Regions from separate parts of the Mus musculus genome. Here region 1 is linked to region 2. Evidence: chromatin contacts called from ENCODE POLR2A ChIA-PET data. All regions are on one chromosome and are shown on one strand. The core of a region is the stretch at or near the end of the contact, and the rest is flanking DNA. Distances in the headings are between cores, read along the strand shown.

What was found. ChIA-PET counts read pairs that join two places held with the same protein, here RNA polymerase II (POLR2A).
Region 1: POLR2A ChIA-PET joins it to region 2 with 11 read pairs in embryonic stem cell. The contact joins the enhancer-like site here to the promoter of Pip4k2b in region 2. POLR2A ChIA-PET finds 5 or more read pairs at or near these places in 2 of 5 experiments (Patski and embryonic stem cell).

What each region holds. Positions count from the first base shown.
Region 1 is chr11:97,811,815-97,815,840 of GRCm38, reverse strand. Lasp1 (LIM and SH3 protein 1) reads right to left here. Exons shown (of 7, transcript NM_010688.5): 3 at 59-143. Among named protein-coding and RNA genes, the nearest start is that of Lasp1, 14 kb to the right of the region's middle. Within about 2 kb of position 1,983, at least 3 of the 3 ENCODE cell types and tissues checked have a DNase peak (open chromatin) inside an H3K27ac peak, as active enhancers do.
Region 2 is chr11:97,742,298-97,746,196 of GRCm38, reverse strand. Pip4k2b (phosphatidylinositol-5-phosphate 4-kinase, type II, beta) reads left to right here and starts at 1,493. Exons shown (of 10, transcript NM_054051.1): 1 at 1,493-1,751. The coding sequence starts at 1,593. It overlaps Cwc25 (CWC25 spliceosome-associated protein), which reads left to right. Exons shown (of 10, transcript NM_026186.4): 10 at 1-727. Mir8102 (microRNA 8102) reads right to left here and starts at 1,300; the gene lies at 1,162-1,300.

The DNA of each region.
Region 1 (4,026 bases), core at 734-3,233, 69 kb before region 2:
CAATCCTGTTACACAACCCCACTCCCCTTCCACCAGCCCCAGAGCGCCGGGTTCTCACCTGACTCTGCAGCTCGCTCTGTTGCTTGAGGCGGAGATTTTCCGGAGTGTCGGCCACCATGGTGAAGGACTGCTTGGGATAGTGTCTGTGGGACAGAGAGTGGATCAGGCGTCACTCAGGGCAAAGACAGGGAATTCTGAGCTTCTCTTATAACTGAGCAGCCCCTGCTGGCCTGCCAATGCTGAAGCGAATGGGGGCCTTCCCAGGCACAGCCTAGGCCGGCTCAGAGGGCAAGACACGGCAGGTCTGAGTAGCTGCCTGGCAGACAAAACGGTCCTGGCCCCACAGGGAGGCTTCTGAGGATTTCAGGTTACTTGTTTCAGAGAATCCACGCCTTGGAGTTCCCCCACAGTGGATCCCAGGGACAGGCCACCCAGGAGAGCCAGCCTAGTCAGACATGCAGGAGATGGGTACACACAGGGTCAGAGCTGAGACTTCTACAGCAGTGGAGATCAAACACACAAAGGCGCATGAGCGACTCAAGACTGAAGGAAAAATGGACAAAAATACAGGAAGCTCCCTGTCATTGGAATAAGAGAACAATACATGTGCAGGAGGGTGATGGCACCTTTAAGCCCAGCCCTCAGGAGGCGGAGGCAGGTGGATCAGTGAGTTTGAGGGCAGCCTGGTCTACAGAGTGAGTTCTAGGACAGTCAGGAAATCAGAGAAAAACCTGAAACCAAGAAAAATGGGAGAGAAAGAAAGACAGAGGGAATACCTTGTCTGTCCAACATCATCCAACTCACAGATAGCTGGGAAGATCTGTGTGTGTCCAGTCACACTTAAGTGACAGGTAAGAGCAGCTAGGGTTACCCTGTGCTAAGGGGCTTACTTCTGTGACTTAGTTATCACCTTACCTCAGCGTTGCTACTGTCCCCCTTTTGACAGGCAGGAGAACAGACACACTAGAGAGGTCAACACACAGAAACATGAGAATTCTGACCCCTAGAAAAAGCTGGTCTAGAGGTGGCCCAGAATGTAGCCTGCAGGGACTTGAAGGATGTCACCCTTACTGCACAGAGAGGTAGTAAACTATGCACAGCCGTCCCTTGTCACTAAGCCGTCTCTGAGTTCCTGTTCTTATCACATGGACGCTCTCTTCCCGATTCTCCTTGAGCAGAGAGACTTTTGATCATGTCCATTGAATTATCCACGCTTCCGGAAAGGAGGCTGGTTGAAGCTCAACAAACACTTGAGGTAACAATTGTCACACCAGGCGCGGAAGTTGACCTAGGACCAGGGAGCTCTTTACCCTTTGAATCCCCCCCCCCCCCCCCCGAGATCCTTAGGTAAACCAGTCAGAGGACAGGCAGGTCTGTGTTTAGTGCTAGAATATGGAATAGCTGGGGCCCACATGACCTTCACCCACCTCAGGGACCTGATGGGTGGCTTCTCCAAGCAGACACTGTATTGAAAAGCCTGACCTGGCCATGTTTAGTTCTGGGTGACTGCACCCACCACAGCTGTAACCAGTGCAGACGCCCTGACTCACAGACTCACAAGCACCGGGTAAGAAAACGACGGCCCTTGATGGTCCTTTTTCCAAGTATGACCCACCCCAGCTGGCCAACATGCCCACAGGAAGTCATAAGCTGCCACCTGCTTGTGTACTGGGCACTCTCTCTAGCCGCCTGCACCACCCTGTGAATGTTTTATATCCCTCTGGGTCACCCAGGGTAGAGTGGACTCAACCAAAGAAGGCATGACTAGAAGGGACACGTGATGGGCTCTTCCTAGGCGACCAACTTCACCTCCATGCTGATGTCACTGTCTTAGGCCTCGGCGATGAGTTCCGGCCATTCCAGTCAGCCAGATAAACAACTCCCTCAGCAAAATGAGGGAGCTGGACGAGAAAAGCAAACACCTGCAGGTGCCCGCAGCTGGCAGCAGCCACGGACACAGATGAAGACAAGCAAAGGCAAGGTCCCACCCCCAGGTCTGGCCCGGTGCCCTGCACAGCCAAGCCACACACGGCTCAGGAGCCTATCCAAAATTCCTACTCCCATCCAGGGCAGAGAGGATTAAGACGGACTCTGTTCCTAGAAGACAAGACATGAACAGAGGGATTGGAAGAGAGATCTCTAGAAGAGCTGGCTGATCTGGAGACCCCAGGAGACAGGGCTTCAAAAAGGACCTCCATATAAACTGGGCCCACTCTGAAGGGAAGTGGAACACAAACTGCGCCTCTGTCAGTCAATAGAGATGCACACAGGGAAGGGATCCAGGATTCAGGCAGCTCTGGCCACGTGTGCAAGGTCAAGTTGTTATGTTGCACAGGGCGAAGGCAGCCTGAAGAGCTGAAGACTCAAGAAGCATCCATCCTCAGAAGCCATCCACAAACCCTGGGGAGACTGTTCTCATATGGCTGCCTACAGATGTAAGGCAGAAAGCCATCTCCATTGGCCCAAGGACAGCCAGACACGTGCAGACTGCCACACCCTCTCCCCAGGTCCTCAGCTCCTGCTCACACAGTTTCTGCCTCCCTCGGGAGTGATTACTACGAAGGTGTGCCCTCCACACTGCCAAGCGTTTCCTGGACGCTGAGCTGGTAGCTGTGGAACCTCCACGCTCACACCTCCTCCACTCGCCCTGCCCCTGTCACACCCTGTACCCCATTAGAAGGTCCCAGGCACCAGGTGCTTGCTTCAGATGGAATCCAGGCTCTTCACCATTATCTTCTCAACCCCTTAGAACAGGAATATTAATGGGGGGGGGGAGCCTAGATGTGAACTCTAGAGTGCCACAAATGGGGAAGGAATTTAATCCTGTATCTGGTCGAGTGGGTTAAGACACTCCATGGAACCGCTACGCCCAGCCCCAGGCAGAGGAAGCGCACCAAAGGACTACATTCCTCCTGATGGGTCAGCTTAGTGCCCCCTCCACACACACACACAGCCCCCAACCCTGGGTGAGACAACCCTGCCTTTCCCTTCTCCTGCTAGCTGCTGTGCTTCAGGTTCCCATGGCAACCTCATTCTCAGCTCCAGGCAGGAGAGCAGAGAAAGGGAGAGGGGAAGGAGGGAGAGGTCTACAGGGGTATGGGGGCAGGGGAAGACAGACTACAAGAGTATCCTCCACCAAGGAGATGCCCAAGGGGCCTGGGCTGGTTTCTTGCAGACAGCTGTCCTCAGATTTGTCTCTAGAAGGCAGGATACCAGAGTATCCATCCGCGCTGCTCCCCTCCCCCAACAGGGTGGTCTTTGAAGAGGACTCCAGGTGATCCTGCATGATCCTGCAGAAACTGATGGCTCAGAATTCGACCTTCCTCTGCCCTCTTAGACCCCAGGTTGAAGCCATGCCTTCACCTTCGGATTTAGGGGGCTGGGGCGCGAGGGGGGGCACAATGGGGACACACCAGTGTAGCTTTGGAAACAGTTTAGACCACAGGTCCACTCACCTAACCTCCACCCCAGCCAGACCTTCAGGCCCCCACAGAAACAAAATGAGGCGACAGTTTAAGAGTCAGAGATAGAGCTGAGTCCACTACAGAGAACAGCTGCTCTTTGTCCCTTCCTGGGCTAGCCTCTTATTAATCATTCCCAGAGAGTGCGATGCCTTCGATAGGGGCCTCGTCATAGACCTGTCTTTGCCAATGATAGCGGGGGGGGGGGGGGGGGGGAGGACACAGGCCAATGGGACAGAGAGCTGGGTGGAGAGGGAGGGACAAGGAAGCTACCTGGCATCAGGAAGGTAAAAGCAGAAAGAGCCTGTGGTAGCCAGAAGGTAGGCGGGGAGCAGGGCAGCGGCTGGGGAAACCCTACAGGCTCTCTCACTGTTCAGCTTCTCTGTAAGCTATCAGGTGTACCACCTCCCCAAACACCCCACAGGCTCTAGGCTGGAAAAGTCAGCACTATCAGAGTGCCCATTTTGCATATAGGGAACCTGAGGCTTGGATTCAAGGGCAGAGACTTAGTTCAGTGCACTTTACCCTGCCCCACAGCTGCTGAGCCAGATGAGGACATGTGGAC
Region 2 (3,899 bases), core at 244-2,743:
TGTCTTTACTGCCATTCCTTTCTCTATTCTTTCACCAGAAGCCCTCATTTGTTTGACCAGGGAACTTCTAGGTGCTTTTTAAACAGACGACAGATTCACCCTAGCGGTAGCTGACCTTAAACTGTAGATCTCCTGTTTTAGTCTCTGGAGCTGTGATTACAGACCATCTGGCCCTCAGAGGTGCTCTTAATTCATATATTAAGCCATTTCGTTGTTCTACCAGTTCCTAATTTCTCCTAAAATATGTTTGGATTTAAGCACTAAAATTCCAGTCACTGTAATTATTGTTGTTGTTACTTTTTGAGACAGGGTTTCTCAGTATAGATAGCCCTGGCTGTCCTGGAACTCACTCTGTAGACCAGGCTGGCCTTGAACTCAGAAATCTGCCTGCCTCTGCCTCCCAAGTGCTGGGATTAAAGGCATGCGCCACCACGACCGGCTGGCACTGTAATTCTTAAAACTCAGTTTCTCCCCAGACAATATAACATTATTCATTTAATCATCTCATCCTTCTGCCCTATGTTATAGTTAATTATGGCTTTTATTTTATTACTTGGTAATAAAGGCTACATTTATTTTTGTAACTGTGTAGAGCGATCTACCACGTGCCTGGTACTGAGTCTTGATATCCCAAGTGTTGACCTGTGATTTGTGTCGGATACAGAGACCCTTCGACCAAGTGGAATTACATAATAAACCATGGGCAGTTTATTCGAGATTTCTTGGAGCAAGAATGAAAGGATTATTACAATACGCGTCTACAGATGCTAGTGGTGTCTAAACTTGACCATCGGGATAGAGGAGGCTAGGCGGCAGGTGGGTGGGCGCGCGGCCCATTCATAAAACCTAGGATTCCCGGCCTGCTCCTCTGATTGGCCCCCGGGAAAGGGGGCGTACCTTGCGGGTGGAGCGAGCCGTCGGCCCAGGGGAGTGGGAAGATCCACGCTTGGGTGGAGCGAGGGGGCGGTCCCTGGTTTTCTAGGCAGGACTTCCTTTCCCCTTTGCCGCGTTACTCCTCTGTCCCCCGGGGTGGAGATGGTATGTTCCAGCTTCTTCTCATGCCGGCCCCTCTTCCCCTCCCGAAGCGGCGGCGCTGCCGCCATTTTAGTACTTCATGTGGAGGCAAAGTCAAAGCCCGGCCTTGAGGGTGTCCGAGTAGGGAGCCCTTCTTGCCGAGTGCCTCGAGGCTGTCCATCCCCAGTCTTCCTCGTTCCCCCGCGTGAAGCCGGCTGGGTTCCCTTCAGGCCGGGAGAGGAGGAGTGGGCGGGGCAGCTGCAAGCGCCCGGGGACGGGCGGTACCATTCCGACGGGGAGGGGAGAGCCGGGATCCAGTGGGCGGTGCCGCCCGGGGGCGGGGTGAGGATCAGGCTGGCCTGCTCCCCGGGGCGGGGCGGGGCGGGGCGGGCCGGCGCAGCGAGGGCGGGGCGTGGGGCGGACGGAACCACCGGGGCGGGGTGGGGAGGTAACGGGACGGGCGCGACCATGGCTCGGTGAGGCAGCGGGGGTGGGGATCGGTTCGGGGGAGGCCTGGGGCCGCTCGCTGGTGCGCTGTCTCCGCCGCCCCCCCTTTCGCCGCCGCCGCCGCCCCGGGCATGTCGTCCAACTGCACCAGCACCACGGCGGTGGCGGTGGCGCCGCTCAGCGCCAGCAAAACCAAGACCAAGAAGAAGCATTTCGTGTGCCAGAAAGTGAAGCTATTCCGGGCCAGCGAGCCGATTCTCAGCGTCCTGATGTGGGGGGTGAACCACACGGTAACCAGCTTCCCCGTGCGCGCCCCCACTCCCTCCGGCCTCGCCACGCTCGCCCCGCGGGTGACGCCTGCAACCCTTCCGCCGAGCCACTTGCATGCCCGCCCACCCGTGCACGCTGTCCGGCCGGGCGTGCACTCCCCGTTCGCCACGCGAGGCCTGGTGTCCCCGTGCTATGCCGTCGTCGTTTCCCCTTCGCTCCAGCCCCTCTGGCTTCTTGTGTCCGTATGCTGGCTCCGTGCAACCCCGGAGCTTCCGAGGGAAGGCCTGGGTGCTGCAACGACGCTGCTTCTACCCTCAGCGTGTTTGTTGCATGGCTATTCCGCTTGTCTCTTATAGCTGGCTACCACATCATTGCTCAGTTGACAGGGCAAGTGGGACTGGCTTGCCTGAATGTTCCTGTTTGTGGTCCTTTGGGTGGTATGGCTGCTCAAAGTTTCCCATCTTCTAGGCCTCCTTACCCCTGACTGTGGACATCCTCTCTGGGTTTCCTTTTTTTCTTCTTCTTCTTCATGAAGACGTATCAACTGGAGAAGCAGAGACTTCTCCAAACCACAGACACTTGACTTGTGTTCCCATGGATGAAGGATAAGTGCGAGCACAAGGCCCGAGGGAGTGTAGACTTGGTTATGGAAATAATGTATCTTCCTCGTTCTTCTGTGATGTTTCAAAGCCATTGACTTCTCGTATGGTTTTCCAGGGTGTGATAATGGTGATTACTGTCTCAGATGAGTGGTCCTTTGGGTCCTGGGTGCTTTGGGATGGTGCAGCAGCCTCTGCCAAGAAGTTGGATGTGGCCGACGTTAGCTGGTTGGCTCTGTTTATGTGCTGTTTGTTTGGGATCTGCTCTCTTTCGGTGGCTTGCTCTCTGCCTTCTCACCGTTTCTTTGTGAGTCCCTACACTGAGAGCAAACAGAGGAAGTGAAAAGACCTGAGGTGCTGACTCCACCAGCCACAAGTTTAGAATGGGGGTGGGTGGGGGGAGGATAACGGGTCGGGTCTCCTTCGGATTTCATTCTTTAGGCTCCATGACTTTTCTGAACACTTGAAATTGTCTACAAGACCAAACAATGACCCAGGGACCCAGGGTCAGGGAGACTTCATTTTCTCTTGCTTTGGTAGAAGACCTAGAGGGTCCTTTGGCTAGAGATTGAGGGACAGCCACCTACACCAGCGTAGATCTCCACGTCTTAGAGAAGAGCGCATGTGTTTGTGAGGTCCTCTCAGGCCTCTTAGTCTTGGGCACATTCCCCTTTTCCATGGAATCCCTGGGCTTAATGAGTGTCCTGGCCGGGAAGTGGGATGCCCGGACCTCTAAAGGAGCTGGACATCAACAGTGAGCAGAGCTTGCTCCTCTTGCTTCGGGGGTCATCTGACATTCCCAGGGAAACTGGGTCAGCAAATTGTGAACCCTGCATCCCTTTCTGGGAGTCACTCCTTGATTTTGTTTGACATCTGGCCTCTCACTAGAAAGCATCCTGTAGCAAAAGCCTGAAGGTGGGTAACTTCATTTCACTCCGGAGACCGAACAGAGCCTTTGGCTCGGGGGTAGCTTGCCTATGCTTGCCGTGAAGATACAGTTCCTTGTCCAGCACCAAGAGGCTCTGTTGGTTAGTGGCGGTTCTTGAGTGACAGGCCTTTTGTTCCTTTTACTCTCTCAGCCATGACCAAGCATCTCAACTTGAATATATACTGGGGAAAGGTGTGTGTGTGTGCACACGCGCACACTCACTGGGCATGCCGGTTCCTGGGATTGTATATGGTATTTGGATGGTATTTGGTTTTCTCATGGGCAAGCAATAAGTCTGCGAAGACCTGGGCATCTGATGGAAAACTGAGGGCAAGAGAGCATGGTGGTTACTGTTGCCCTTTGCTAACTTGAAGGAAGTTTGGTGGGCTAGCTGGAAAAGCCCTGACTTTCCAGGATCCACAGGGATCTGCATACAGGTGGGAGGAGGACCTGGAGCACCACTGCCCTGTATGGGTGAGCTTTGAAGGTTAGGTAGTTAGTGAGTTAGCTGGCTTGCTTCCTTCTGTTCTACCATAAGGTGTCGAGGTGCCCTGTGAGATATGTGTGCCCAGAAGGCCATAACATCTTGCCGTTTCTCCAGGGCATCAGGGCCCAGTTGCTCCTGGCGGGTGGCTGGCCTC